Regions from separate parts of the Mus musculus genome. Here regions 2 and 3 are each linked to region 1. The links are chromatin loops, found by intact Hi-C in ENCODE. Cell type or tissue: heart. All regions are shown on one strand. Links, peaks and the distances in the headings refer to the core of each region. The heading gives the core; the rest is flanking DNA. Region 1 has its middle 78 kb from the start of Tbl1x. Region 2 holds the start of Prkx (protein kinase, X-linked). Region 3 has its middle 45 kb from the start of Cldn34-ps.

Region 1 (10,799 bases), core at 1,945-9,944:
ATACACATGTAAAATTGGGGCTGGTAAGATGGCTCAGCAGGTAGAGGTGTTTGCTGACAAACCTGTTGAGTTCAATCCCTGGAACCTAATCATTACTCCTGTAACTTGTCTTCTGACTTCCACATGCACACACCACCACTCTTCTTCTAATAAATAAAAAATGCTAAAAATGAAAAGAAATAACCTTCAGGGTATTTGAGTAGGGTGTTTATGAAAGAGAAAGGAATCTAGTGTTTAGAGTTTAATTGCTTTCTCAAGATATCTCATTAGCTATATAGCAAACACAAAATATCCTACCCTTCTAATAAATTATGTAATCTAAAACCTCTTTAGTCAGGTGAATTTCAGGTAAGCTGAGGTAATCAAAGAGAAGTGGGAAGATAGCAGTTCCTTTATAGCTTTACCTGAGAGCACTGTCACCGAAAAAGATGAGTGGTGAATGAGAAAAGATGAAACTTTCTAGAAGTTTTTGGCAATCTTTGTAAAATCAAGATTCTCAGCCTTAGTATTGTTTGTTTGTTTGGTTGGTTGGTTGGTTGGTTTTGAGACAGGGTTTCACTATAATAGTTCTGAATGGCCTGAAAGTCACTAAGTAGACCAGGCTGGCCTTGAACTCACAGAGATCCGCCTGCCTCTGGCCCCTGAGTGCTGGGATTAAAGGCATGCACCATTATATCTGGTTAAGCTCAACAAATTTGCCATTTAGAGAACAAGCATTCCCTGTGATAGGCCCATCCTGTGTTTTATTTTGCATCACTCCTTTTCCTAGCCCCGACTAACAACTGAAAATGTCTCCAGACATTGCCTAATCTCCTTTCTGGGGCAGAATCACTGCTGGCCAAAGGCCACAGGTCTAGACCAATGTTTTTCAGCTGAGCGAGTATGTCTTGAAAAAGAGCTGGTTGTGAAGCCAGCTATGAGTGGTGACTAGCTCTGAGAAAAATGAAAGTATGTCAACAGGAAAGTGGCAGAGCACTCACAGACACAATGGGAGGACTACTTCATTAGCATGGTGCACATGGAAGCTACACATGTATATGTGAGTGGGTCCTGAGTTTCCACAGGAAATGCAAATCTCACTGTGGTAGATGGGCATTTCTCCCTGGAGAAGGAACTACAAGAGGCATGTGAGACAAAATTAACTAAAGAAAAACCTGAATTGAAGCTCCAGAAAGCAGGAGGTAATCCCATCAGCCCCAAATGAGTTCAATTTGTGGTCAAGCACATCACAGCAAGAGAGAGATCTGGTCCAGAACATCATGGGAACATGCCAGAAAACACAAAAGTTTAAAACAATGCAACCAAGTGCTTAAGCCACATGATTGGGGCTTAGACCTGGGTAAGGAAGCAAATGAATGATCTGCAAGAAACCACTGTCCAGAAAACAACTTCTGTAGCCTTTGCTAGTTTTAGGATGGTGAGTTTGAAGGTGCTTTGGCACCAATGGTCCTTTCTAACTTAGAGGAAGTACCATCAAGAAGGAAACTGTAAGGTTGTTAGCAGGTGGTGATGCATACTTGTAATCCCAACTCTTGAGAAGTGGAGAGAGAAAGGGTGATCAGGAGTTCAAGGGTATTCTTAGCTACATACCAAGTTTAGGTCCAGCACGGGTTATGGGAGATCCTGTTTCAAATAACAGCAAAACCCATTAAAGTTGTTGAAGCCATTGTGGTGGCATGGTCATGTAATCCCAGCAGTCAGGAACTGAGGTACAGGGTACCCTGGGCTCTGTAATGAGACTCTTTTACAAAACAAAAAGTGTAACAGACTACATGGCATAAATTCAGACATGGAAACTGTATAATCCATTGCTTTGTTTTTAGTGATGTGTAGAATTATGCACTGCTGATCACAGTCTTCTTTCTGAATGTTTTTCTTGCCTCAATAGAAAACAGTCTCATTGAGAGTCTTTCCTCACCTTTTTCCAGTGGTGAAGGTTCATTCTTTCCTGGACATTCCCTACAAATGGAATATATATCCTTTTGGGTCTTATTATGTTGTTTTTAAGATTCAACCTCCTCATGGAATGTTTTAGTAATTCCTTTTTATGGCTAAGTTAAATGCCACTATATAAACATACCACATTTTATATATGTATTTGTTTACTGATACAATTTTGGGTGTTTCTTTCTTTTCTTTTCTTTTCTTTTCTTTTCTTTTCTTTTTTTTTTTTAACTTTTGAGTTCATGTTCTATAAACATTTGCTTTCTGTTCTCTTGGGTAAAGCTGATTATGGTGATTTGAATGAAAATGGGCCCAGATATGCTCATATATTTGAATACTTGTTCCCCAGTTGGTGGAACCTTGTTGGAGGGAGTACGTTATTGGTTAAGGCTTTGCGATTTCCAAAGCCCATACCATTCCTAATTAGCTCTCTTTGCTTTGTGATTGTGTTTCACCTACTGCTCCAGCTCCATGCCTCCTTGTCTGCTTCATGCTCCTCCGATGGTGTTCATGAACTCTAACCCTCTGGGACTGTAAGCCCTAAATTAAATGATTTTTTTTTATAAGTTGACTTGGTCATGGTATTTTGTCATGGCAATAGAAAAGTAACTGAAACAGCAATTATTCTTTTTAATATTCAGTGTTCAAGAAGAAATAAAATGGGAAAACTTGGAAATACAACACACTCTAGACACTAGCTGAGTGATTCCATTCACTCATTACATCCCTGCTGGGCTATTTATCAAAGAGCAGGCCCTGAGCTTTTGAGGCCTGTGGAATTCAACACAAACAGGAGGTGACTGGATACCTGGATGCCCAAATCTCATCCCACCACCATGAGATCTGTGCCTTTCACCACTGGTACTCAATTTAGATAGAAGTAGTGATACTGACTATTCTGTTTAAATGTCATATGTGAAACATGGTATTTATCAAAAAACATGACAGAAGGGAAACTTTCCAACCCTCATGACAAACACTGAGGCTTTATGGGACGTTTATGAAGTGTTCCTCTCAAAGGTATGGCCAGAGAGCTTTTCCCAAGGTCTTCTAATGGATGGGGATTTGTGGATGTTAGGAGCTATTTCCTGCCAGCCTGGTCAGTCATCTTCAACTCTTGGAAATGTGGTCAGTATTGTATTTTCTACCTTTAAGTCTAATTCTGGCTGATGGCTGTGCTTAAAGTACTTGTCAAGTAAGCAAGAACGATGGGAGTTCAGGTCCCTGAAACCCACACAAAAATGAACACTGTATCCAACATCCATAATCCCAGTGCTCACAGCTCACAGAATGGAAGAGAGAGAGAGAGAGAGAGAGAGAGAACGAACCCTGGAAAACCCACTTTGTCCTTTGACCTTTATACATATGCCATGGCATAAGTGCACCCATGTGCTCCCCACTCCCAGGATATGTATACAGATATACATAGAATGGAACAGAAAATCCGGAATATCCAAGCAGGCAAGGTTAACATACTTATCCCTGACCTATATTTGTTTGTCACACTGAGAACTGTAGAGGAAAAGGCTACTTACATAATTACACAATTACACACTCTTCCACTTTTGAGTGCCGAGCAAGTGCAGTGTCACTGAGCTGTAACCTTTTATTGTCTTGAATCAAGGTTTCATACATCTCAGACTCAGAACCTTTTTTCTTTGTAATAATGATTTTTCTTTTAAAGTCATTTCTTCCCCGTTTACTAAAATAGATTCTTTTCTCCTACAATATATCCTGATTACAGTTTCTCCTCTCTCTGTTCTTCCCAGTTCTTCCCTACCTCCCCTCCCATCAGATCCACTCCCTTTCTGTCTATCTGTAGAAAAGAACTGGCTTTTAGGCGATAACGACAAAACATAACAATACAAACTGTGAAATTGACGACGACCTGAAAAAGTTCTGGTCCTCTTGCCTCCACCTCTCCAGCACTGTGATTACAGGTGTGTGCCACCATGCTCAGTTGGAACGCAGTGCTGCCAACACCCGGGTTTCATGCCTGCTAGTCAAGCGCACTACCCAGAGATACATCCCCAGCCCATGTTTTAAAACAGACACAGTGAGCCGGGTATGGTGGTGCACGCCTTTAATCCCAGCACTCGGGAGGCAGAGGCAGGCAGATTTCTGAGTTCGAGGCCAGCCTGGGCTATAGCCAAAACTACCCAAAAAAGCCAGGGGGTAGGGGGCGCAGGGGACAGCAGTGTGTACCCTACAGCGGCCATGAAAGTCATATCAGTTATGTAAAGAAGTGTGCTTGGCATATGTTAGCAAGACCTTAAGTGTCTGTGCTTGTGTAAACGACGCTCATTGCTATGTAAGAGAAATAAAGATGACCAAGGCTGGCCCCGGTGTCCCCAAATAAGTTCCCATCCCAGAGCACCCACCAGATCAAGAGCTATATTTGTGCCCCAGTTGGCTTCTGTCCTTCTCAGATCCGGGCTTCTAAAACTTGTCCAGCCATGGACTTTGGGAGCCACATCCTGGTCCTCTGCAGGCTAGGATTGGGGCCCTCACCGTCCTCCTTGACAAAGTGAGTTCCAGGACAGCCAAGGCTATACAGATAAATGAAACCCTGTCTCGAAAAACCAAAAAAACCAAAAGCCAAACAACAACAACAACAACAACAAAAACCCAAAAGAAAAAACAAACAAGACACAGCAATTCTTTGCAATCAGGAGTGGTTAATACATTCTGGCATAAAAAAATTCCACTGCCCTCAGTTAAAGTCTGAGTTTGAAAAATATCTAGTGACCTAGAAAAATATTTTTACAGCTATGTAACCTAATCACAGTGTTCAACTGCTTGCACAGAGCACGCTTAGTTTTATTACCCACCTCCCCTCCCCCTCAACTCTCATTTTTGGAGGGGAAAATGTTTTTGCACAGGGAAAGACCTTTAGATAGAATAACACATTTGAGCATTCAAGCGCTTCCCGCTAAGCACACCACTGCTCCCCAGTTTCCCTATTTTATAGGGTCTCTGGGTTTCCCAGAAGGTCCCCAACCCCTGTGGAGGATGTGAACCCGGCCGCCTTTGAGGAGTCCAGCGATTACAACCTAGGCCCAGCTGGGGGCGGGGCGCGGAGACTGCGCAGCTCTTTGAAGCTCCTCGGTAGTTCCTTCCCAGTTAGCGCAGGCGCAGGCTCTGACCTCTTAACAAAGAACAGGTTCGGCAGCCGCCCCTCCCCCGCCGGGGAGGCGGAGGGACCACGTGACCTTTGGAAGCATGCGCTCGCCAGCCCTCTGGGAGCCTGGCTGGTAACCGGGCTGGAAAGTGGGCGGGGGAGGGGGGGGGGAGAAAGAATTGAGCAGGGTGGGGAGGAAGGGGCAGGGCTGCAGCTGGAATGCACACGGCTCAGGGAGGAAAAGGGGAGGGGGAGGAGGTGGAGGAGGAGGGGGGAAGAAAAAGGGTGGAAAGCGCGAAGGAGGGGGCTGGGAAGGAGGGAGGACCTAGGAAATGGAGGAGGAGGGGCAGGTTTGGAAAGTGAAAAGGTGGGGGATGGAAAGTAGAGCTGGAAGGAGGGGAGTTGGGAAATGAAATGGAGGGGAATGGGAAGTGGAGGAAGGAAGGGGAGGTAGGTGAGCAGGAAGGGGGTGGGCGGTGGCAGAGGAGGGCCGGGTCAGTAGGAGGGAGGGGGATGGGAGGGGGATGGGAGAAGGGGTGGGGCACTTCTCTGCGGAGACTCATTAAGATGCAATTGACATTTTTTTTAAAACAGACTGTATAAATTTACAGTTTCCTTTTGAACCCAAGCAGACAATGTTCAAACTCGTCAGATTTCTGTTTCGGAATGCAAATGAAAACACGCCCAGTTTCTGGAAAGCTTAATTGAGGACTTAAGAAAACAGATTTAAAACACAGCCATAGTAGGGCAGATCCTAGCCTTCTACCAAAGTGATCTTGAGTTTTCTTTTCTTCTCTCTCTCTCTCTCTCTCTCTCTCTCTCTTTTCTTACTTAAAAAGAGACCATTGTTTAATAATAAAATGGCCTAGGTCTTCCTTGAATGTAACAGGAACTACTGCTTAAAAAAAAAAACTTCAAAAAAATGACAATTCACATTTTTGTGTATATGTGTTGGGGACAGGAATGGGTGGATGAGGCAGTGGTATCTTGGGATTCTCTCCATGTGGCTCACCGTGTCCCCCTACCCCCACATAAAGAAGCACTTCCAGTTCTCCCCCACTCGCCCCAGTTACAAGGCAAATCAGAATAAAAAAAGGAAGGAGAAAAGAAAGACCCCTCCCCTAAAAAATAGAATGCCAGTTAAACCAAAAAGCAATCCCCTCCTATGAAAAACTGAACACCTCTCCAAATTGGGGCACAGCCACTTGCTCCCTCCATGCAAGCTTTGTGGGTTATGTTATGCTTTTTGTCCCTTCTAAAGAGATATGCAAGACCTTTAAATGCCATTCTGTGCACACAACTTTAAAATAGCCAGGTGCAAACTGGCAAAGGTGTAGTTCACCATCTGTTACCAGTGCACACAGCCAGACTGGCCAGCATCTCCATGTGCAGTGACTTTGTTGCTCTGCTAATGATAGAGTGACTCCTCAGAGGTAAAACCGGAATCCTAGGAGATTACAGATGGCCTTGCTATATCTTATCGGTCAGCTCAGAAAGGCAAGTTTGTAGAGACATCTCATCTCCCAAGGTCTTGCCTTGAGCAAACAATTTCAGGAAGGAGAGATTGCAGAAAAGAAATGTGGGCTACTGCTGCTACAATTACCTCATTCCCAAGTCCCTTACTCCAACACTTTATATAGATCAGCTTTATCCCCCCTGTGAGACCCCTCAATTTCCCACAGGAGAGAGGCTGCTACTCCCTCGCTGTGGGTGTTAATAAATACAGTGCTGTCTGTCAAAGGTTAGACTCTGCGTTCTTTCTGACTTTTGTCTCAGAAAGCTAACAACTAAGACTGCTGAAGCCAGGCCCACAAACTGGCTTGTCTAAGCAGTCGTCATGGGTTTTTGTTTGTTTCACAGTCCTGGAGGGTGGAGTGAGACAGGGTAAATTATGCTTGGAATCCTAGCACTCAGGAGGCAGAGGCAGAAGGATTTCTGCCAGTTTGAGGCCAGCCTGGTCTACAGTGTGAAATCTTGACTCAAAAACAAAACAAAATAAACCAAACCAAAACAAGCCCAAAACCTAACAGTTCACAGTTCTGAATGCTGGAAGTTCAAGGTGAAAGCGCCAACAGAAATCCCTTTTTTGGATGGCTCTTCCTCTTCTTGTAGATGCTAATGTCCCCTCATGGTTTCATGTGAGCTTTTGAGATAGTCTTATGTAGCCCAGGCTGGCCTCCAACTTGCTTTGTGTCTGAGGATGACTTTGTATCCTGTCCTTTCTGCCTCCATTTCTCAAGTATAATAATCCACTAGAGAAAGATACAGACAACCAAACTGATTAAGCCATTTAAAAGTATATGAGTTGTTTATTGTCTGGAGACCACGAGCAGGCTCATGCCTCAAAGCCTCTTGGTGACCAAGCTCAGGGGTACAGAGTTTGTAAAGGTAAAAACCACAAAGACCATCAAAAGACATCAAAGTTAGGTGAGAGTCAGAGTGACCTTGAAGCATTTATTTCTGGAAGAATGTAGTAGTTATTTTAGACATAACATGCTAATTATTTTTTACTTATACATCTTCCAGTTATTTTAGTTTATGTTAACTTTGTATAAACATTAATTACTCTGGATAATATATCTGGGCCATAGTCAAGGTCATGGAAATCTCAAATATGTTGTCAAGCAGATGTGACTATTTGGGGAAAGGGATAAAGGGCTGAGAACTGTTTAAATAAACACAAAAATGGAGTCAGGACAAGATGGCATTACTGTAGTCATTTCACAAGTGCTGAGATTGCAGGTGGTCCTCACTATACCTGGTTTATGTTTATGTGATGCTGATGATTGAATCCAGGCTTTTTTTCATGCTAGGCAAGCACTCTCTAATAATTTATGTCCCCAGCCTGTGTCATCATTGTCACCACAGGATTGTCTCTCTGTGTATATTTTCTAATCATAAGGGTTTCGTTGGTTTTTTTTTTTTTGTTTGTTTGTTGTTGTTGTTGGTGGTGGTTTGAAACAGTGTCTCTCCTTGTGGCCCAGGCTGTCCTGGAACTTGGTATGTAGAGCAGGCTTGCCTTGAACTCACACAGAGTTCATACCTCCTAATTTCATTTCATAAGAACACTATTCAGATATTACCTCATTTTACCTTAACCATATCTTTTTATTGTTTGTATTAGAGATAGGGTCTTACTCATGGTCAAGACTGCCCTCAAATTTGTGAGCCTCCTGTCTCAGATTCTGAGTGCTAAGTCCAGGAATGGTGAGCCATAATTGTTTTCCCAGTCTGAAGGCAGTGGAAGCAGGAGGATCAGAAGTTCAAGGTTAGGCTAGGCTATCCAGGAGTTGAAGGTTTCGTTGCTTTTAGTTTCTTTTCTATTGTCATTATGAGACAACATAACCAAGACAATTTATAAAAGAAAACATTTATTGAGACACATGGTTCCAGAGGATTAGAGTCCATGACCACCATGGCTGGGATCATGGCAATGTCCAGAGGGGGAGTGCGGAATTGACTAGTGTGTTTGGGCTTTTGAAGCCTCAAAGCCTGCCACCAGTGACATACCTCCTCCAGCAAGGCACAATTCTTAATCCTTCAAAAATTGTACCACCAACTGGGGACCAGGCATTCAAATATATGAGCCTATGGGGGTGGTTCTCATTTTAACCACCACAGAGGTTCCCTTGGGGTTTATGAAACAAACTCTGCTGTAAAATAACAAGCTAAATTTCCAGTGCTAGAGTTATGATTGTGTACTATGAAGCTGACCCTTGACCACATCACATCTTTAAGGGTTGTTCCCATACAGAGCTATATTGCAAGGTACTTGGGTGGGGAGTGAGTTTTAGGGTAACACTTTCAAGTGAAGTAGCGAAGAAGCAAGGAAGAAACACTCAGCCTTTCTTCCTCTAGCCTCTCAGTCCCTGGGCATAGACAGACTTCCAGGGGGTGCTGACCTCAAGGAAAAAGCAGGGTGGAAAGATTTAGGTGACCTTCATTTAACAGAGCAGGGCCCTATGAACAGCTAGGCTTGAGGGGTTTGTAGGATAGGTGCAGTATTAATTCTCTTGTCTAGGTCATGAGATTGTGTTTTAAAGAGATTACCTGTCTGTTTCAGCTTCCCAGTAGCCTGAGGGACAGCTGACAATTTATTCCTGTGTAATGCCTTTCTGGCTGGAGAAGCATCTTGCTAATATCTGTGTTCCCTGAGCTGAGAATATTCAGGGCACCAAAGAGGGAGCCCTTGGTATATTGTAGAATGAGGAGAGCAACACGATCATTGTGTAGGCTTTGAAGATAGAAAGAATCTTCCTTGACTGAATGTGGCAGAGACCTTAAAGGTTGTTTATCAAAAGCAGTACCTTTTGTGGTAAAATGGCTATTGATATTTTTTTTTCTGTTTTTCCTCCTTGGTTGCTTTTATGCTCAGAAACATACTAAAAGGTGTCAAGGCTAGGAATATTTGGATTTTGGGGGGAGGGGAGTTGTTCCAACAAGGCATGGCCAGAGGCTAAAATTGGTTGGTACACGCCTTTAATCCCAGCACTCGAAGAGGCAGGGGCAGGGACAGGGGCAGAGGAACAGGGGCGCAGGGGCGCAGGGGCAGGGGTGCAGGGGCAGAGGTAGGGGCAGAGGGGCAGGGGCAGAGGGGCAGAGGGGCAGAGGCAGAGGCAGGCGGATTTCTGAGTTCGAGGCCAGCCTGGTCTACAAAGTGAGTTCCAGGACATCCAGGGCTATACAGAGAAACCCTGTCTTGAAAAACCAAAAAAAAAAAAAAAAAAAAAAATTGGTTGGCATCTCTGTGGTTTTTGCTTTGTTTGATTCCAGTGGTAGTGCTGTAGGATGGTAGATAATTCTAGAGTACTTCTGAAAGTGTGCACATATCAATCTTATCTGAATAGACATCTCAAGGGTGAGTTGAGCATGGACTAGAAAAGAAACATTTTTGGGTTTGTTACTTAGAATCACCTGGGGCACTAGGCTTGATCAGATGAAAGAAAGCAAAGTTGATCTTTTGAGTTCTGGAGCCTTCCACAGTGTTAGTGAACTTTCCCCTTCCATTCATTTTAAGAGCAACATCTCAGAGGCACTTTGAAGCATAAAGGCACATTGTATATTCATTGAATTGTGCCAACACTAACCTATTACTGGAAGCTGCTAGAAATGATAAAATCTGGGCCCATGTGATGATTTTGTCCAGGAATTAAGAGTGCTTGATATTCTTAATAAAGACTAAACTTTGGTTCCCAGACTCCATGTTGGGCAGATCACAACCACTTGTAACTTTAGCTCCAGAGGATCAGTTACCCAAAGAGGGCATCAGATTCTCTGGAATTGGAGTTACAGATGGCTATGACTTCCAGCTGGCCTTGAATGAATGACAGTCCTCTTGCCTGAGCCTCCCAAATGCTGGTTTTTACAGATGTTGTTACCCCTCTTGACTAAAAGATGAGTTTCTTTGGTGTTGTACTAGGCTATCACTCTGATCTGGAGCTCTGGGGTGTCTCAGACAAGGCCAGAGAGCTTATAATAAGCCTCTGCCACAGTAACTTGTTAAAGGAAGGATCCAGGGCCCTTCATCCTCCAAAGATCTGAACTTTCAGTCGAATTCTTGACTTACAGAGTTTTGTTTTTGTTTTGGGGGTTGCTAAGCAAGCACAGGCAAATTCTCTCACAATAAAATTCATCTTCTGAAAACCAAAGATGGCTCTAAGGCAGGGACACTCACTGTGCCAAGTAGTTAAAAGAGAAACGAGTACTTAGATCCAATGCAGCCTGACGGCCACTC
Region 2 (10,799 bases), core at 1,390-9,389, 360 kb before region 1:
TGGATGTTTGAGTGGGTGGGTGTATGTATGGGTGGGTGGGTGGATGGATAGAAGAATGGGTGTACTGATGGAGAATATGTTCATCAATGTTGCTTTGTAACAACCCAATTGTAAGCTTCTATTCAACAATGTACTGCTTTCTTTGTTCCCAAGGTCATGCCTTATCTGTGATGTTCAAAATGAATTCACAGCCAGATCTTAACTTCCCATGGCCGACTGTGAGCACCAAGGATCTTAAATCACTGACACCACATTCCTTGAACCTTGACCCTGAAACATCCTGGTATGGATGTGACATCAGCTCAGCTGCAATCAGGACTATATGAGAGGGAACTGAGAATGTTCATTTGTAGAGCAGAGAGACAATCTCTACACAGCCCACATGAAGAAGAAAGTGGAGAAAGGGGAGGCAGAAAGGAAAAGGGAAGAGGGATGGACTGAATGAAGGGAAGGGAAAAGATCAGTAGGGAGACTACCTCCAGAGGTGGTTCAACTACAGAAGCACAGCACAGAAGTCTCTGCTTCAAAAATAGAATTGTTTGCAAACTCGTTCCTCTTTCTCATTTCTCCAAAAGAAGGGAGGGGCTGGAATCACACCCATGGTTTAATGCTAACCAGGAACAATGGAGTAGATGCTGCTAAAAGTGAAGGACCTGCTACAACTTCTGAGAAACTACAAAGTCACAATCAAGTACCCTAAGCTTGGCCTGGATCACAGGGTGCTTCTAGAAGTGTGACTCTTCTAAAAGATTCTACTTCATACAAGGCCGTGACTTTTCAAATTCACCTTTAATTTGAAGGGCTGGTTTTATGTATTTATCATTGTCAGTTCTTTATCCATTTACTTAATTTTTTGTTGTGTTTATTTCTGGTTTTTCAAGACAGGGTTTCTCTTTGTGTAGCCCTGCCTATCTTGGAACACACTCTGTAGAACAGGCTGGCCTCCCACTGAAAGATCAGCCTCCCAAGTTCTTGTCTTACAGGATTAAAGGCATGCACCACCACTGACTGGTTATTTAAATATTTTTAAGATTTTTTAAAATTGTATATAGTTTTTTCCCATAATCACTGTGGGAGGTACATGGGGTTCAGATTTTGGATAACACATTACAAAATCTACCACAGGAGGATACTCCCTTTGAGGAGGCAGATGTTTTCTAAAGAAAAGTATTTATTTCTGTCGCCCACTGTCCAGTCAGACTCATTTAAAGAGGAATCAATTGACAAGAAAACTAACTGTGCAGGGGTCTGGCCAGAAGAGGGTCACTTGGAAGGTTCTGTGAAAGGCTGAGTCAACAACAGGAAGTTGATCTGTGTGGTTTGAGATAGCATCTGGCCTGGCCTCATAGCAGTGACAAACATTTCCTCAAAAAAGATACTGTGAGAATGAGTTAGGTTGAGTGAGAAAGCTAATACCAAAACTCACCTATTATGATTTATTCTGTAAGAGTAAACATGTTTTTAATAAGGAAAAAATAAAAAAGTTGTGGAGAACAAAAAACAACCCAGCACTAACTAAACATATTTCCTGATTTTAACATTCACAATTTTGGGGCCAGCTAGGTGGCTTAGGAGGTAAGAGTGTTTGTGACCAAGCCTGGGAATCAGAGTTCAATTCTGTTGTCCCATCCAGAAGCTGACTTTGATTTTTACTTTTATGTATTGTTATGGCATGACTGTCAGAGGACAGCTTCATTGCCATCAGCTCTGTCTGTCCAGCTTTCCATGGCTTCTGAAAATTGAATTCATGTTTCCAGGCTTGAGTATAGTCTTAGGATATCTAATATTGAAACTTTTTCTTTTTTTTTTTCACTAAAAAAGTGAATTTAGCTTGTGACTATGTCCTCGCACTTTCGAGTGTGTTGAGTGTGTGTGTGTGTGTGTGTGTGTGTGTGTGTGTGTGTGTACACCTTTTCTCGCTGTATCAAGAATCTAAATAATTTTGGCATTTTCTGCCACCCACTGTAAGGATCACACCAAGGTGAGGAATTTCTCCTCTTCCAATCCAAGCACACATTTCTGCAATTTTATCAAAACTGTTTATCATTATTGGACTGAAGTTCATCAAACTTCACCTCCTATTCCCCTCATCTGAGCAGAAGCAATGTGCATTTTTCCTTATTGTGTTTGTTTGTTTGTTTGTTTATATTTTGGATTTTCGAGACAGGGTTTCTCTGTGTAGCACTGGATAGTCTCAAACTTGTAGACCAGGCTAGCCTTGAACTCACAGAGATCTACATGTCTCTGCCTCCTGGGTGTTATTTTCTTTAGATTCTGCAATATTATTGTAAACACTTCCCAGGTAGGGAACTCAAACTTAAAAATTCGTTTACAATTTCCTCATAATACACACCTATACCCTCAGTAGAATTTCATGTAGTGTTCTTTGGGGATTTGGGTGGTTTGCTTTGTTTTATTTTTCTGTCAAGAGACAAGGTCTCACCATGCAGCCTTGGCTGGCCTAGAATTTACAGAAATCCCTCTGTCTCAGTTTCCTTAGTGCTGGCCTCACAGGCATGCAATATGCACCTTTTAGCAAGTTTTTAAGTGAGGGTCTGTAAAGTTTCCCAAGTTTACTTAGTTTATAGTCCTTGACCCTGGCCTGCAGCCACCAAGTAGTCACCTGAAAGAAAAGAAAATAGAATTTGCAGCTATTTTTCATGAGAAACCAAGGTGGTATCTGCAGAGATGGAGACTGAGTCATGAAAAGGAGATAGAGTTGCCACAGAGAAGGTTGCTGCCCAAGGGAAACTTACTCTGCTGAGCTCCATGCTGTGACCCTGAAAACTAGAGTTTCACAGATGATCTGAGACTAGGGGATATGTTCGAGTGTCTTCAAGGATTGTCCCAAGTGAATCCATAGTAAAGCAGGGATAATCCATGGATCTAAAAGGAAACAACAGGTGCCCATCCAGTCATGAAATAGTTAATATCCAGACTTGTAAAAGCAGGAAGTTCCTAGACACTAAACGAATGAATGAATGAATGAATGAATATAATAAAAGTATGTATGGGGCTAGAGAGACAGCTTGGCAATTACAAGTACAACCTACCTTTGCAGCCAACCCAAATTCAGTTCCCAGCACCCACAAGGAGGCTTATAAATTCCACAACTTCAGCATCCAGATCTCCATGGTCAATGACTTCTGACTTTTAGAAAACAGATCCAACTTCCAGTGACATAAACTCTGAAGCTTTAACCTTCCTGGCTGTTTTGTTTTCCACTAGAACCTGTGACTGAAGCCCTACTACAACACAACCCCCACCATACATACATACACACACACACACACACACACACACACACACACACACACACGTAACTTGATCCCTGACTGAAAGCAAGTTCTTACTTTCACCAGAGTACTTGAGCTCCACCCACCTCCTCGTCAATCACTTAACTGACCACAAGAAAATCCAAATGCTTTGTTGACAAGATGCATCTATGGACACTACAACAAACCCACAAACCCTTCTTAAACATAGTTTTTAAGTCTACAGAAGATTCGTATCTCACCTTTCCGAGGCTATTTGGAGCTAGGCTATACTCACTAGGTAGTGCTTACAGCTCAGTGGCAAAAATGCTTATAGCTACTAGGATAAGGTGTTCAATAGCTCAGTGGATAGGGTGCTTGAAGATTAGTGAGTAATGTGCTTGTAGCTCAGTGTCTTAGTTAGTGTTCTATTGCTGCAGTAAAACACCAAGAAGCAAGTTGTGGAGGAAAGGGCTTATTCGTCTTACACTTTCACACTGCTGCTCATCACCAAAAGAAGTCAGCACTGGAACACACAGGGCAGGAGCCTAGAGGCAGGAACTGATGCAGAGGCCAAAGAAAGATGCTGTGCACTGGATTGCTTCCTCTGGTTTGCTTAGCATGCTTTCTTATAGAACCCAAGGCTACCTGGGCCCTCCCCCTCTTGATCACTAATTGAGAAAATGCCTTACAGCTGGATCTCATGGAGGCATTGCCTCAACTGAAGCTCCTTTCTCTGTGATATCTCTAGCTTGTGTCAAGTTGACACACAAAACCAGCTAGTATGCTCAGTTTGTAGGGTGCATACCTAGCATGCAGGGAGTCATCAGTTCAGTTCTCTTAGCTTTGTGGGTCCAAGGACTGAACTCAGGCCATTAGGCATGATGCAAGTGCCTTTACAGACCCAGCCATCAGACCCGATGTTTTTAATGCTTTCAGATAGCACCCAGGTGGGTGTACTAGCACACATCTGGAATCTTAAGAATCTTCAGCCTCACTTAAGAAGCTGAGGCTGAAGAACTCCTGCATTTGACATCAGCCTCACTGATGTAGCTTGTGTTTCGATTTCTTGCCTGTTGCTGTGACAAACTCCCTGACCAACAGCAAAAGAACATGACTTTTATTTGAAAACAAGAACCCTCTGAAGCTCACTTGCAATGTCACTGCCAAATATAGAAACTGAACAAAGGGTAGAAAGCAGCAGCATTTTCCCGAAAATCACTGATAGGGAAGAGAAACCCATCCACCCATGAGGAGAAAAGGGGCCACTCATGAGTCACTCAGAATCTGGAAGGGACTGAAAGAACCCTCCCTGGGGCCTGACAAGGAAGCCTCATACATTGTGTGCTACCTAAGAGTGCCTGCACCATCTTGTAGCACACCTGCTCTGTGCCATTTTGGATCCCACCCTTAGATTCAACCCAACCTGCACCATCTTAGATCTGATCCACCCTGGGTCATCTTGGATGTCATTCACTCTGGGCCATCCTGGGTCTAATACTCTACCAAACAAGCTCCCAGTGCTCTACCCTCTGAGCTAGAAGAACTCTACTCAATGAGTCACAAATACTCAACTACAAGCACTCTACCTACTGAGCCCCATCCCTAGCCCCATATCCAACCTTTGACTGCCCATGTTTCCTTTCATTTATTTTTCTGTATTTCTACCTGTTAGGAGCAGATTCCTTGCCACCATGAATCCTTTGTGCTGTGTCTGAGGCAGTTTCACTTCAGTTATCAGTGACAGTTGGTTTTTAACAAACCAGCTCTGCCTGTCAGAGTTTGAGGTGCCAATAAATAATGCACAGGGTCATGACCTTTTTTCAGGCCAAAGCACATGCTGCTTTCAGGTGCATGTGCAAGTGCTGTGACCCCCCCCAGCTCCACCCTCTGAGGCCCTGAAGCCATGTGATCAGCAATCATCAAGCCCATGATGTCAGCAGAGCACCCAATTCAAGAGGCCTGAGTCCACAAGATTGTGGGGACTAAGTGATGGCTATGTGGGAACAAAACAAGACTGCAGAGAGCAAAGCATGAAAAAAGAGACCCACTATGTGATGAGGGGGAGGAGAAATCACAGTCACAGTGGAGCAGCCCTAGATACTGAGTCTGCAGCACTCCCTGGGTGCTCTGCCTGACATCACCCTGGGTTTCTGGAGGATGATACCTGTTAGGGCAATGGCAGACCCTAGGGTGAGTGGTAATGTGCACATGCAGAAGAAGGTGGGCAGAGGAGCACACTGGAACAATTCTGGCCATCCTCCTGCCTTAGGCACATGTATATATGCTTCATGTGGGCTTAGAGATTCGAACTCAGATCCTAATTGCTAGAGCACCCATTCTCATAGAGTATCTGTCTCATCAGAAGATCAATGTTTGCAGAGTTGAATAAATGCTTTTTGTTGTTGAGATGTTTACCAAAGACTGCATGGACATGGGTTTGAGGCAATAGAAATTCTTTATTAGCCAGCCAGAGACTACATTTGGGTACTTGGGTTCCAAGTGTACCCTAAGCCTTTCTCAGGGTGAGCTTTTAAAACAGAAACTATGTTCTAGGTTGACATGTTTTAACAAGAACAATTAGCCAGAAGTGGAACTACAGAAACCAAAATGCAAGCTTAGTAGATTTAGAAACTTTCCCAGAACTAAGGGCTTTGATGGACTAGTCTTTTAGTTTTGGTAGGTGGCGCTGTCTTCATTTTGAGTGTTATAACCTGAATGATACTTCCATCATGGAGTCAGCTGTATAAAGTCTGGGGGTCTACTAAGGTCTGGGATCAGGCTACAGTTTTGTCATAGTGTAACCAAACTCAAAATAATAGCAGGCTCTGTGCATTCTGACTAGTGGAGTATCAGGTCCTAGCATGTGTTTATTGAATGAGAAAATGTTCTCAATGTGAAACAATAAAAAAAAATAATAATAAATAAAGCAGCCAGCAGACTTTCTTGTTGCCAAGGTCAGTGTACTTGCCACCTACGGGCATCATCGGGGCAACTGGTTCCGAATGGATGGTCCCCACTTCATTCCTGACTTGGGGCCCTATTGGCCCTGTGTCTTCTAGGACCCAGTGCCTCAAAGCTAGGAGCGGTGCAGTGCAGTGAGCATGCACTGAGCAGCCGGGAGACCACATTCTTTGCATTCCAGGCTCAGGGAAACACCGCCCTCACCTTGCAGGTGGTGGCTGCGGTCTGTGAAGCACCCAGTTCTCAGCACTGCCTACGAGCCCAGGCCTGTTTGAAGCCGCATAACAAGTCCCTGGAAACCCGGTCTACTCAGGAGCCCCAGGGCTCAGGATCAGCAGGTGCTGCAGGGCCACTGAGAGCCCGGGCTTTCGGGAGGGCGGCACTCGGGGACTACAGAACACCAGGAGTTCAATCCCCTGAGATTAAGGAGAAACCGAGAAACCCTGCCCAACCCGGACTCCTTCTGGTGCCTTTACCCACTGCTAAGGCTCTGCTGGTAAATATCCAAGCAGCAGCCGGAAGTTCCTGCACCTCTTCCTTCCCGCTTCCTGCCAAGGGGGAGGAACCAGGCATGCGGTGTGTGTGTGTGTGTGTGTGTGTGTGTGTGTGTGTGTGTGTGTGTGTGTGAGAGAGAGAGAGAGAGAGAGAGAGAGAGACCCATGGTGTGCGTGCGTGTGTGTGTGTCAAGCTGGACCCCGTGGCCCCAGTGCAGCCCCCTCCATTACTTTTACTTTGGTGCAGGTACATCCCATGGGCGTGGGCCCCGCGGGTGAGTAACAATAGGCAGGGTTGGGCCAACGCCGGGCTCCTCCCCGTCGGTTACGCAACAAGGCGGAGCGAGATGAAGGCTCTTCCCCCTCGCGTCATCCAGACACCCCACTCCCCCGCCGTCACAAGCCGGTCGCCGCCCAGCCGGCTTCCGCCGGGAATGAAGAGGGTTGCGGTTGGCTCCGGTCCCGCGGACCCCACGCGCGTCCGTGGAGCCCTCGGGCGACTTCCATGAGCCCCTCCCATCGCTCTGAGACCCGCTGAGTTTGCTTCCATTGTCCTCTCGGCCGCGGGCTCCGGAACACCCGTGCGAGCCCACTGCTGATGCACAGACTGCCATTGCGCCGCTGTCACACCGTGCGTCCCCCGCCCCATGGAGCCGCCCGCTGGTGCCGCGGCGACCGTAAAAGATCCAGACCATGACCCCGTGAAGACCAAGGTCTCGGCGCCCGCCGCGGACCCCAAACCCAGGACATCGTCACAGAAGGCGGGGCACTCGTTACAAGATTGGGACACCATAGCCACCGTGGGTGAGTGAGAACTGAGTAAGAACTTATGTGTGGGGACGCGGCTTGGGAGCGACCCTCAGATTTCTGTCTCCCACACTCTCATTACTGGGCCTCCGGAAACGGGGCAGCCCCACGTCACAGAGCTTTCAGGAGGGTGACTTCACCTTAGGGACTCGGAGGCTCCCTACTGGGGTGCTAGCCACCCTTGGGACACCACGCCCGGCCTCCCTGGCGCTTGCGCACCCGCTCATGCCCAGGATTTCTCGGGATCGCATCCAGCCTCCGCACTGTAGACCCCTGGCGGGACTCGAAGGGACGCGTGACCCCCAAGGGACCCTTCGGGGACGTTTTCCCAGCATCTATTGTGTGCCTGGGTCTCGTTTTTTCTTTAGTGGCTCAAACTTGGTACCCTCGTGACCCCGAAAGTTGCTAGGGAAGCCGGTAGATCCCCAAACGTGCCGGAGTACTGGGGAGGGAGGCTAGGATCTTGCGAATCATGGGCGCCAGCTTCTCAAGTCTGAAGCCCAGGAGTCCCGGGCTTCTCAGCAAACTTGGTCACTAGGACAGTTGTGCCTGGTGTGTTGATGATTAGGAAAGTGTTCCGGGAGGATGGAGGAAGGACAGAGGGAGGGATTGGCGTCCTCCGATCAGCTGTGAGCAGAGATTCTAGAGGCTTCTGTGTTCACCCTGGTGTGGAAGTCAAGTCAGGGTTCAGGACCAGGATGAGGGGCAATAAACACTTTCTCAGCTGAGCAGGTGAGATGTTAAAAAAAAAATGTGTGTGGGTAAAAGGGCTTGCAAGTTTGATCCTGGTTCCCTCTTGGAGGCTGGCTGACACTCGCTGCATCTTGGCTTTTGATTGACTTTTGAGGGAAACTGAGCTGCTTGAATGAATGTCGTTTATTTATGTATCATGTTGTATTCTAGGCTGGCCTTTCCATCACTGTGTAGCCAGGATGACCTTAAACTACACATTCTCCGCCTCCCCCTCTTTCTGAGTGCTGGGAACCGAGCCCCACTCCACCACAGATTGGTTATGGGGTGCTGGGAATGGGGACTGCCCTCTATATGTTTGAGACATTGACCTGAAAGTCACTGCATAGCCTAAGCTGACTGGAGATGCCAGACAATCCTCCTGTCTTAGCTTTCCCAGTGCTGAGACTTCAGGGACTCATTCACAGGCACTTGGCACCTCAACTGGTTCTCCACCCTTTTCTTTCTGTCTGTCTTCCTTGCCCTCTCCCTCCACGCCCCATCTCGGCACCTTAGCTGGTTCTTCTCTCCTTCCTTCCTTTTTTCTTTCCTTCTTCTTCGTCCTTTTTTGTGTTTGTTTGTTTGTTTGTCTGTTTGTTTGTTTTTGAAAACAAGGACTCTCTCCATAGCTCTGGGTCACTAACTCCTAGAGATGTGCCTGCCTCTGCCTCCCAAAATGTTAGGATTAAATATCTGTGCCACCACACCTGGCTCTTTTGTTAATTTTAAAATTTACTTATTTACTGTGTGAACGAGGGGAGGGGGCAGCACAAGTGTGGGGTCAAGGTTCAACTTTTAGAAGTCTGTTGTTTTGCCAAGTAAGTCCATGGTATCAAACTGAAGTCCTTAGACTTGGCAACAAGCCTATTGGTCTGCTGAGCCCTCTTACTGCCCCACTGTGTCCCTAGAATAGACCTCATGGGACATCTTGGGAGCGTCCTTGTCCTGAAGTCCTCCAACTTCTTCACCTTTTCCTTACCATGACCCTGTTCCCTCGGAATCTTTTAGAAGGACCTGGGCACACACATCAGCCTCCCCTCTCCCCTACTCATCCTTTCATATATATACACACATAACTGAGCTATAAGCGCTCTCTTCACTGAGCCCTCACATAAATTTAGATGGTGTCTATGACCAACGGAGTTTTGTGGGTGTTTGAGACAGGGCCTCCATGTGTAGCTCTGGCTGTCCAGGTACTTGCTGTGTAGACCAGGTCTTGAACTGCAGGTGCCTAACAAGTACATACCACCCAAATTAACATGGAGCACCTCCGTACTCTCTCTCTCTCTCTCTCTCTCTCTCTCTCTCTCACACACACACACACACACATACACATACTCACACACAAAGACAACTCCTGCGTCCCTAGTCCCCAGCACACACTGCGTTCTCCAGGAAATAAGTGTTGATGCTTTTGTCTCTGACCTAAAGCTCATTTCTCCATTCATTAGGAGACTCAAGTAGAGAACATTTCAGGCTGGGGATGTGATTCAGTGGATACAGTGTTTATAGCTTAGTTGAGATAATGTTTATAGCTTAGTTGGGATGGGGAGACTGCTTGTGATTACAGTACATGTGACTCAGTAGACAGAGTATTTATAGCTCAGTGGGTAGAGTGCTTGTAGCTCAGTACAATGCTTGCATTCAGTGGGTAGAATTAAGTGGGTAGAGTGCCTGTAGCTCAGTGGACAGAGTGCTTGTAATTCAGTGAATCTCATATCTAAATTTGCTGAACAGGCCCCCTCTGTCCAGCAGGTCTAATGTAGTCTTGTTTCCCTGTACTCAGCTGTGATCTCTTGAGTCCTGTGCCTCAGTTTACTTTTCAGTGCTTCCATGGCCTGCTGCCTTATGGAAAGCCAGTACTAAATCTTCAGTCTTACAAGGGCAGAAGATCTCCAGTCTGTCTGGATGGGAACATCCTCCTTAGATGAAGAGTCACATGAGCAGCTGTCAGATGCTCTGACAGATCACTACAGGCTAGTGTCTTTTACACTAGAGAGGAATTACTGAGGGTCCTGTGGGGGATGGGGGAGTTGGCATCTGAGATACATTGAGGCCATCTGGTAGTCCATAGTGACATTAATACAAATTTAGAACTATCTAGGAGACACTTGAAGTCCAGATCATTGAGGAAGAAGAATCCTGTGCATGGGTGGGGACCCAGAGTGCTTAAAAGGGAAATCAATTACCCATTAATATTGCCAAGTCACCAGCGTTCATCCCTATTGATGTAAGGAGAGCAACTATGTCCTGCTTTTGCCTCCATGAAGTCATCTCCCCTGGAAGGCCCACTCTCACCACCATACAACCCTAGTCATTAGTAATGGTGTAGGCTGTGGGAGTTGCATTAACATTCATGAATATGCAGATATACACTCTGTATATACACACCCACATTGTACAAGGCCAGCCTCTGCCTCTTTCTAGACCAGTCCCATTGTGCAGAGGAGAGATTGTAATCACCCATAGTACACTTGGCTGTTCTTTTGCAAAGTCCCTAAAGGTGGAATGCTGTGCACAATGCCTCCCACCATGTCATCACTTCCCTGAG
Region 3 (10,799 bases), core at 1,538-9,537, 290 kb before region 1:
GACTTAGCTGCAGTCCCGGGCGCCATCTTGGGACTGCTGCCACACCCACTCCTCACACCGACTGACTTCCAGAGTTGTTGTACAAGGTTGCAATCCCACCAGCAGTCTATTTGGAGTTCTGTAGGCTTCTTGTATGTTCATGGAAATCTCTTTCTTTAGGTTTGGGAAATTTTCTTCTATGATTCTGTTGAAGATATTTGCTGGTCCTTTAAGTTGAAAATCTTCATTCTCATCTACTCCTATTATCCGTAGTTTTGGTCTTCTCATTGTGTCCTGGATTTCCTGGATGTTTTGAGTTAGGATCTTTTTGCATTTTGCATGTTCTTTGATTGTTGTGCCCATGTTCTCTATGGAATTTTCTGCACCTGAGATTCTCTCTTCCATCTCTTGTATTCTGTTGCTGATGCTTGCCATCTGTGGTTCCAGATTTCTTTCCTAGGGTTTCTATCTCCAGCATTGTCTCACTTTGGGTTTTCTTTATTGTTTCTACTTCCCTTTGTAGGTCTTGTATGGTTTTGTTCAATTCCATCACCTGTTTGATTGTGTTTTCCTGTATTTCTTTAAGGACTTCTACCTCTTTAGCAGTGTTCTCCTGTATTTCTTTAAGTGAGTTATTAAAGTCCTTCTTGATGTCCTCTCCCAGCATCGTGAGATATGATTTTAAATCTGAGTCTTGCTTTATGGGTGTGTTGGGGTATCCAGGATTGGCTGAAGTGGGAGTGCTGTGTTCTGATGATGGTGAGTGGTCTTGGTTTCTGTTAGTAAGATTCGTACATTTGCCTTTCACCATCTGATAATCTCTTGAGTTAGTTGTTATAGTTGTCTCTGGTTGGAGCTTGTTCCTCCTGTGATTCTGTTAGCCTCTGTCAGCAGACCTGGGAGTGTAGCTCTCTCCTGAGTTTCAGTGGTCAGAATACTCTCTGCAGGCAATCTCTCCTCTTGCAGGGAAGATACACAGATATCTGGCGTTCGGACCTGCTTCCTGGCTGAAGATGAAGGCCCTAAACAGGGCCTGTCCCAGAAGCTGTGTTGCTTCTGCATGTCCCAGAAGCTGTGTAGCTTCTGTAGTCCACACTCTTACCTGCGAAGACTAGTCTCTGAGGGATCCAGGAGCCAAGATGGCTCCCCCAGGTCCTCTGGCAGAGCCCTCCCGGGTGGACACCTCTCCTCTGACAGGAAAGGTTCCCGGATGTCTGGAGCACGAAACAGGGTCTGTCCCAGAAGCTGTGTCGCTTCTGCCTGTCCCAGAATCTTCTGTAGCTTCTGTAGTCCGCACAGTCACCTGTGCAGACTAGTCACTGAGGGGGCTTTAGCAGTAGTATTCCAGCTTAACTGTGGGCATTGGTAGCATCCAGTCAGAGCTCTACAGGTTGCTAAACTTGAGACCTCTTGCTGGCAGTTGGCTGGAAGAAGCCTTCTAATCTTTGCTTTTTGGCCTTCTTCATTTGAAAAGTTCATAGCATGGCAAGTTTCTTCTTCAAAAGGCTGTTGTAAGAGAGTCTTTCAGCAAGGAGTGTATTACAAATTTATCCTGCACCCTCATGTAACATAATGATGCTAATTCATCATTGCTCCTGTTGTCCAGAAACAAGAGACAGGTCCCACTGACAGAAAAGTGTCCTGTGTCAGAGGGCAACCAGGAGCATGTGTTCCCAGAGTCTGTCTGACATATTTTATGTGTTTCTTGACACCATAAATATTCCCCCAAAGTCCTGATAATATTTTGTAGGCTGATATTTTTACATAAGGAAAAATAAACTGATTTCTTCATGTACTGTGGATCTAAATCCCAAAATTCAACCATATTCAAGAAATTATCATGGAGAAATAGTTAAAATGCATTGGTTGGTACCATCTTTTCAAAATTAGCTTTTATTAATATTTTAATTTGTGTATTTAATAATGTAATCCACTGTGATATGTATTTTCACACACATATATAATTGCACATTGCTCTTGTCAGCACCCTAATATCCACTACTTTCCCTACTTGGTAATATCTTCAATAAGTGTTTCCTAAAGTGCGTATGTAGTTGAATAGTCTCTTCCTTTAAATTGTATCTTTACAGAAGAAAAGACAGCCTATGAGCAGCAACTCTCCACTGAGAACAGTGCAACAAACCCACACCCTGAAATGTACTACAATAGGAACAAAGTGGAATATAGGTGTGAAATGGATTACCACCCCTGGACATCGAGTGTGATAACTTGTAATCTTGGCCAACGAATGATGTCCCTGCCTGTTAGTATGGTGCTATATTCAACATTTAAACCAATGACTCAAAAGTTTTCCTTCTGTTTAATCTGCCTATTTATAGTCAGACACCACTGCTTGCAAAACACATTACTGCTAGTTCTACTGTGTGGTTTTCTGAGTGCCTTGAAGTGTCTATAGAATTTCAGCCAATGTAAATAATTCAGAAGTAAAAACATTTCAAATACATTAGTGCTAGGCACTGTTAGGTGAGTCCCACTATAAATGACCACACCTCTGAGAAATGTGTTTCTTTAGAGAAGTAAACAGGAGGCATTGTTGACCGTTCTGCAGTAGCAACTTGATCCTTGAGAGCCATGAACACACCAGTGAGTCTTCAGCTTACCAGAAAGCTGAAGGCAGGCAGCACCAGCAGCTCGCACAGCATGTGCTGAACACCTATGGCAAATACATTGGCCCGTGACATCCTTAGATGACCTCTGTTAATGGCATTGACTTGAAATGCAAAACAGATCCTACTGGGCTTGCTTTTTCCCATTCCCTCAAGGGAGTGGGAGGTGAGAGGTGGAAGGTGGGAGGGAATAGTCTATAATTGTTTAAGTTTTTACTGACACTTAAAAATGTCACCTGCCCCAGGTATAGTTCTGCACACCTTTAATTCCAGCACTTGAAAAGCAGAGACACGTGGATGTCTCAGTTCAAGAGCAGACTGTTCTTCACAGTAAGTTTCAGAACTGTCAAGTACGCATAGAGACAGACTTCTCTCTCTCTCTCTCTCTCTCTCTCTCTCTCTCACACACACACACACACACACACACACACACACACACACACACACACACACCAAAACAAATCAACCAAAAAGAGCAAAGAAATAAACCTCACCGGGGCCAAGGGATGATGATTCACGACTTTAACCCCAGCACTAGAGAGGCAGAGGCAGGCATAAATCTGTGAGGAATGCATAGTCAAACCACATCTTAAACAAACAAAACCAAAAAAAAAATCATCTCTTTAAGGTTCAGTGGCTCAAAGAGTAAATGCACTTGCCAGTGAACCTGACAACCTAACTTGCATCCCTGCCCTCACTTGTTAGGAGGAGAAAAAGAACATCTGCATTTGTCTCTCACATGCATTGGTAAACACCCTCTGAAACACACATAATATCAATTAATTGATGATCTCATCAAGGGACTCCAGCACAGAAATGTGTTGATCACAGCCCTGTGCTGTGTGTAAAGATGATTCTACTTTAATAGGTGAAAAGCTAAAGGTGGTGTTTAGGTGACCTGTTCTGGCAAATGGTCATCATGCATTTTCCCTGAGGAAACGAGGGTGTGCATTACAGGCCAGGCAGGGTTCCCACCTTCTGTCCTTTTTGTCAAATGCCATTGGTTGCTTTATTTTAAAAAAAATCAACCTAGGTATCCACTAACCTTCGAGATATCCCCACAGCTTCCACTCACCCCCTTCCTGTCATTTGGAGAAAGAAGACCATGATAAAACAAATGGTGTGGTATATTCACAGCCATGGTGGTTCTGGAGGGAGTTACAAGAATGTTCTATTTTTAAAATGGATGTTGTAACCCTGGGAATCATTGTTAGGCTTCCTAGTTTTCATTTGTGTGTCAGCAGTAAATAACAGTCAAAGTATAAAGGAAGAAGCTATAATTGTAAGAGAGAAGGGAGGGGATGTAGACTGGAAAGCTGTCTCGGGACTTGAGAGCACTGGATGTTTTTCCAGAGGACCTGGGTTTGGTTCTCAGCACCTGTAGATGGGCAAGCAGTCATATGTCACTTAGTTTCATGAGGGGTGGGGGTGTGTGGAGGGAGAGAGAGAGACAGAGAGAGAGCACACACTAGTGCACAGGTCATTTAAACCATGTTACTAAATAATTCTCTAGGCAAAACAAAAACAAACAAAAACTAAAACAACAACAACAAAAACAGGATTACCCTTTACCCATTTAGAGCCACAGAATGTCAGATTTATGCAGCTAATTAGGATTACTTGCAACCTGGTACCACAGAAATGGCCTTATTTACACAGAAAGAATTGCTTGCTGGGAAATGGTACTGCAAAATTGCTTACCCTAACCTACAGAGGACTCTTCCTTGTATGGATAACGATGGGTACACATATTTTTCTACCCACCCAAGTCAATTTCCAGTGTTAGTGAATGGCAGTGGCATATGTGAATATTTCTAAAGCCCCTCCCTTTTTTCTACAAACAGTACTTGCTTCAAAAAGTAAAAAAGAAAAACAGATGAACAAAAAAGAATGTCATAAGCTCTTTGTTAGTGAGAATGGGTAGTATGGATATTTACTGGGATGTATCCAAGGAGTAATTTGCCCTAATATTACAAATCCATTAGTGTGGCTTGCAAGTAAAGCAGATTTTGCAGGCTTTACATTTTTAATTTATCTTTATTTTATGTGCATTAGTGTTTTGCTTCTATGTATGTCTGTGTGAAGGTGCCAGAATCCCTGGGGCTGGAGTTACAGGCAGTCATGAGTTGCATTTGAGTGTTGAACCTGGGTCCTCTGGGACATTAGCCAATGCTCTTAAGCCATCTCTCCAGCCCGGCTTTACATGTTTGTTTTGACTGATATTTTATTTACTTCTGTTCTTGTGTGTGCTACACAGGTCACTACATTCAGCTTCTTTCAATTTATTATGAATAATTTTTGGCTTGATGAAGTTTGCTCTTACACTCTGTACCCAGAAAGGACACATCATCTCCTGGAACAGGAAGAGTTTCTGTTTTGAGTTTAGCCTGGAGCTGTTTATGTAAACCAGGCTGCTCTCCCACTCCTACAGAACTGCCTGGCCTTACCCTCCCACTCTAGTTCTGGGACTTGGCTTCTTGGTGTCCCATAACCACAAACACTTAAGTTCCTATTAGCTTATTATAAAATATGTCATTCATTCATTAGATTCAGGATGATGACTGAATTCTACGGTGATGTCTGACATGGCTTGCAGAGTGAGAGCTCTTAGCTGAGTTTTTGCAGGGCCAAAAACATCTCATGGGACTAGGTAGAAAACGCCGACTGACCTGAGTTGTCCAATGATATTTGGTTTCATAGCCAAATCATGGATCTGAAAAACGTTGGTCAGGCTAAGGGCTATGCATGCATCTTTGGAAAGTATGCCTTTCCTTCCTGACTAGGGTGTGGATTCTGTTTGAGAAAGGTAATGTGCTGTCTCTACACTTATCTTACTCTGGCTTTGGAGCTGAGGCCAACTCTGGCAGAAGACACTGCTAGAGTGCACAACTTCTTACTTCCACAAGATGGCACCCCATGCCTGGTATGCGTATTCTCATTTCCTTCAGATAAGTACATGAAGATGTTTTGCCAGAAGAGATCCCAGAAATGGCCTGCCACCCCACCCCCTTTGCCACCCCACCCCCTTTGAGTGGGGCCACCACTCCCAGTTACGTGGAGACTATCTCTATACACACCATAGAGCTTTGCTCAGCATAAGGAAGGTGATACTCCAGTGTGATAGTTATTATATACTGAGGGGATCTCATTGTGAACAAGGAAAGTGGTCATCTCTACTTATTTGCTTGCTTAGGAAAGAGAACACAATGGATTGATTCTAGTAAGATGTTTGCGTTTTTATAATATTATTTAAGTAGGAGAGTTGTAACATTCTAGTGCCAAGAGCTACTTTAGTTTTTTGCCCACTGATTTTATTGCGGGAAAATGCACATCCCATGTAATTGTTCGTTTAGCCATAGTTACTGTACAATTCAATGATACTATGAATACTTAAGCTTTGGTGACCATCGCACATCTATGCTGTGCTCCTCCTAGCTGCAGATTTCCCCTTATGGCTATCCTCATTGTCTCTCCTCATAGAGCCTTCAGATTGCTATTTGGAAGGGCAAACAACCAAGCCAGCCTGTTCCTCAGGACAGCACATTGCTCATGACTTCTAAGCAGCCACTTCTTTTTTTAAAAAATATTTTTATTAGGTATTTTCCTCAATTACATTTCAAATGCTATCCCAAAAGTCCCCCATACCCTCCCCACCCCACTTCCCTACCCACCCACTCCCACTTTTTGGCCCTGGCGTTCCCCTGTACTGGGGCATATAAAGTTTGCATGTCCAATGGGCCTCTCTTTCCAGTGATGGCCAACTAGGCCATCTTTTGATACATATGCAGCTAGAGTCAAGAGCTCCGGGGTACTGGTTAGTTCATAATGTTGTTCCACCTATAGGGTTGCAGAACCCTTTAGCTCCTTGGATACCTTCTCTAGCTCCTCCATTGGGGGCCCTGTGATCCATTCAATAGCTGACTGTGATCATCCACTTCTGTGTTTGCTAGGCCCCAGCATAGTCTCACAAGAGACAGCTATATCAGGGTCCTTTCAGCAAAATCTTGCTAGTGTATGCAATGGTGTCAGCGTTTGAAGGCTGATTATGGGATGGATCCCTGGATATGGCAGTCTCTAGATGGTCCATCCTTTTGTCTCAGCTCCAACTTTGTCTCTGTAACTCCTTCCATGGGTGTTTTGTTCCCATTTCTTTTTTTTCCATTTTTTATTAGGTATTTAGCTCATTTACATTTCCAATGCTATACCAAAAGTCCCCCATACCCACCCACCCCCACTCCCCTACCCACCCACTCCCCCCTTTTGGCCCTGGCATTCCCCTGTACTGGGGCATACAAAGTTTGCGTGTTCAATGGGCCTCTCTTTCCAGTGATGGCCGACTAGGCCATCTTTTGATACATATGCAGCTAGAGTCAAAGAAGGGGCAAAGTGTCCACACTTTGGTCTTCGTTCTTCTTCAGTTTCATGTGTTTTGCAAATTGTATCTTATATCTTGGGTATTCTGGGTTTCTGGGCTAATATCCACTTATCAGTGAGTACATATCAGTTGAGTTCTTTTGTGATTGTGTTACCTCACTCAGGATGATGCCCTCCAGGTCCAACCATTTGCCTAGGAATTTCATAAATTCATTCTTTTTAATAGCTGAGTAGTACTCCATTGTGTAAATATACCACATTTTTTTGTATCCATTCCTCTGTTGAGGGGCATCTGGGTTCTTTCCAGCTTCTGGCTATTATAAATAAGGCTAAGCAGCCACTTCTTCGTCCAAATAAGAACCTTTGTTAAATCTTTTAACCTTGCTTGAAACAACTGCTGTTGATGACTTAGATCACACATAATGCAGTGATGTCCTGCTCAAATCCATGCACACAGTACAAAAAATGCTATGAGACAGTGCATGAAAATACAGTATAAACATGGTTTAATATTTGCATGTTTGCATGGTATTCAGCAATGTTCATATTAATTTAGATAATCTTTTTGACAATTTATGCTTAGTGTCTAACATTTTTACCTTTAAGAATAAATTTTGGGCCTGGGCCAGGAGGTGGTGCCACACGCCTTTGATCCCAGCACTTGGGAGGTAGAGGCAGGCGGATTTCTGAGTTCCAGAGACAGCCAGGGCTACATAGAGAAACCCTATCATGGAATAAATAAATAAATAAATAAATAAATAAATAAATAAAATTAGGAGGAGGAGGCGGCTCGGGGCAATCAAGAAGCAAGCCAGAGCAGGGTGTGAGTCAAGGAGCCCCACCTTCAGTGAGAGCCCAGGCCAAGGGCTCAACACAACTCCCCCGGGCCTGCCTCAGCTTCAGGGGCTGCGGGCAGTGCTAGGTGGTCATGGGGAGGCCAGAAAAAGCGGGCGCCCTCACGTGAGGTTTGAGGGGAACTCACTGGCTGCCCCCTTGGCTGTCCCTTCACTCCCCCTCCCGCCCCTCCCTGCTCCGCCCCCGAGCGCGGAGGGCTCCACATCATGGCCAAAGCCAGGAAAAAGGAGCTCAACTACAATCAAGACAGGGCAGACAAGACCTCAGAAAAAGAACACCAAGAAGCAATTGAACATGTTGATGAAGTACAAAATGAAATAGACAGACTTAATGAACCAGCCAGTGAGGAAATTTTGAAAGTAGAACAAAATATAACAAACTCTACCAACCGTTTTTTCAGGAGAAGTCAGAATTGATCGCCAAAATTCCAAATTTGGGGGTAACAACATTTGTCAATCATCCATAAGTGTCTGCACTGCTTGGGGAGGAGGACGAGGAGGCTCTGCATTATTTGAGCAGAGTTGAAGTTTAATTTGAAGACATTAAATCAGGTTGCAGAATAGAGTTTTGTTTTATTTTGGTTTGGTTTGGTTTTCGAGACAGGGTTTCTCTGTGTAGCCCTGGCTGTCCTAGAACTCACTCTGTAGACCAGGCTGGCCTCGAACTCAGAAATTTGCCTACCTCTGCCTCCTGGGATTAAAGTGCTGGGATTAAAGGCGTGCACCACCACGCCCGGCACAGAACAGATTTTTATCTTGATGAAAATCCTTACTTTGAAAATAAGGTTCTCTCCAAAGAATTCCATCTGAATGAGAGTGGTAACCTGTCTTCAAAGTCCACTGAAATCATATGGAAATCTGGAAAGGATTTGACAAAACGCTCAAGTCTAACGGAGAATAAGGCCAGCAGGAAGAGGCAGCATGAAGAGCCAGAGAACTTCTTTACCCGGTTTACTGACCATTCTGATGTACGTGCTGACAAGTTAGGATAGGTCATCAGAGATGATATTTGGCCAAATCCCTTGCAGAACTATTTGGTTCCCAATATGGGTGATGAAGGAGAGAGGAGAGGAAGGAGGAGGAGCAGGAGGAGGAGGAGGAGGAGGAGGAGGAGGAGGAGAGAAGGAGAGAAGGAGAAGGAGACACAGAGAAGGAAAGGTTGGAAGATATTGATGAAGTAGATGATGATGAAGGTGAAGAAGATGACGATGAGAATGAAGGCAAGGAGGGAGAGGAGGATGAAGGCGAGGATGACTAACACAGAAGATTGATGGATTCCAACCTTCCTTGTTATTTTCTTTTTCTTTTTTTTTTTTTCTTTTCTCCAGTTCCTGGGAGCAAGTTGCAGTCCTTTTCTCCCTGTTCCTCTGTGCTCGGCCACCCTGTTTTTGAGGTCTCAACATCATGGTTCTCAACTAATTTTGGGGAAAATATCTTGAGCAAAAGAATCTCCACATTTCTGCTCTAAATACAGTTTTATCCTTTCTTGTCTCAAAAACTTGTGGATTCAACACCACCACCATGCTCTGTGGGAAAAAAGCCCCCCCCACCCCCACCCCGTACCCTTGGCTCTGCTGGAGGCTAGAGCGTGCTAGTAGTAGTGCAGTAAGTAGTGTATAGAATTCTAGCTTTTTTCTTTTCTCTGTAAATTAGGCTCAGAGATTACACTGTGTCTCTATGTGAATACAGACAGCATTTACCAACATGTATCTGTGTACTTTCTCTTGCTTAATAAAAGAAAGAAAGAAAGAGAGAGAGAGAGAGAGAAAGGGAGAAAGAAAGAAAAAGGAGATATAGACAGTGAGCAAGGGTGGGTTTGAGGTGTAGGGGGGTAGGTGGGCATCTGACAACATGGCTTCTCCTTTGGCATGTTTAATTGTGATATTTAACAGACATTGTTGCAGTTTAAGGTGACACTTTTAAGATAAAATTCTCTCCTGATGGAAAAAAAAAAAGAATATTTAATTTTTAGCTAGGTGGTAGTAGTAGTATATGCACTTGGGAGGCAGAGGCAGAGGTAAGTGGATCTCTGAGTTTGAGGCCAACTTGTTCTACAGAGCAAGTTCCAGGACAGGGCTACACAGAGAAACCCTGTCAAAACAAAGCAAAAATGTATTTATTATAAGATTATTTTCTATTTTTGTACTTTTTTTTTTTTTCAGATTTCCTGAATCCAATTTTCAGATTAAAGACATCTGAAGTTAGTTGGGTAAGCTGACCCTGGGGTCATGGGAGCAGGTGAGCTGGCCCTGCCCCCTCACTGGCTGTAGCACTCAGGAGAGCAGGCCCTGTGCCTCACCTGGGCAACATAATAGAGCTGACCCTGATGGCCAAGGCACAGGTGAGCCAGCTTCAAGGGTGTGTGAGCTGACCCAGGCCCTCAAAGGCTGCAGCCCTTGGGAGAATGGGCCTTGTGTCTTGATTTGGCAGCACAGTGGAGCTGGCTCCGGAGGCTTGGGTTCAGGTGAGCTGGCCAACTCTGAGGGCATGAGAGCAGATGTGCTGGCCCTGCCTCCTGTCAATGGCAGCATTGGGTGGCCTGGCATGAGCAGTGCTGGAGAGCTCTCCCTGGTGGGGCAGATAAGAGAGCACTATTCTGCTGAAAGCCAGGGCTCTGAGTTGGCCTACGCCACAATCTATATCATCTACGCCGAATGCATGAAAGGGTCAGTCCTGCTGATCCAAAGCTTCAGGATCTACATGACACAGCACAAGAACAGAATAACCACTAGGAGGATCCTCATGAGAATCCAATATTGATGGTGCCACAGAAGCCAGATACCTCAAACCAGACCAATAACTCATTGCAATGAGCATTTGCAAATGAAGATGTGTGGATAGACGGGTATACTGGGGGACACACTGTGAAATACTACAGCTTACACAATGAGATGTTTTTCTAGGCTTTGTTTGGGTGTGTATGTGTGTGTATGTGTGTGTGTTTTAGTGGAGATAGGAGGTTGCA

Evidence for each region. Hi-C counts contacts between places; a loop is a spot of excess contacts. Peaks named below come from ENCODE experiments on the same cell type or tissue, not always from the same donor. Only the 100,000 strongest peaks of a DNase experiment are listed, where the experiment ranks them.
Region 2: a loop joins it to region 1, with 2.2 times the contacts of the local background. A loop is called at or near these places in 3 of 42 quality-filtered maps.
Region 3: a loop joins it to region 1, with 2.3 times the contacts of the local background. A loop is called at or near these places in 5 of 42 quality-filtered maps.

What each region holds. Positions count from the first base shown.
Region 1 is chrX:77,427,964-77,438,762 of GRCm38, reverse strand. No RefSeq gene overlaps it. Among named protein-coding and RNA genes, the nearest start is that of Tbl1x, 78 kb to the left of the region's middle. In heart, for the core only: a CTCF peak has its summit at 5,001 (motif pointing right); a DNase peak (open chromatin) is centred at 5,122; H3K4me3 peaks cover 1,119 bases; H3K27ac peaks cover 1,276 bases.
Region 2 is chrX:77,792,265-77,803,063 of GRCm38, reverse strand. It overlaps Prkx (protein kinase, X-linked), which reads left to right and starts at 7,125. Exons shown (of 9, transcript NM_016979.2): 1 at 7,125-7,516. The coding sequence starts at 7,360. In heart, for the core only: a CTCF peak has its summit at 5,940; DNase peaks (open chromatin) are centred at 7,033 and 7,563; H3K4me3 peaks cover 2,494 bases; H3K27ac peaks cover 1,845 bases.
Region 3 is chrX:77,715,270-77,726,068 of GRCm38, reverse strand. It overlaps the pseudogene Gm14746. Among named protein-coding and RNA genes, the nearest start is that of Cldn34-ps, 45 kb to the right of the region's middle. In heart, for the core only: a CTCF peak has its summit at 5,506 (motif pointing right); no DNase peak of the experiment used is centred there.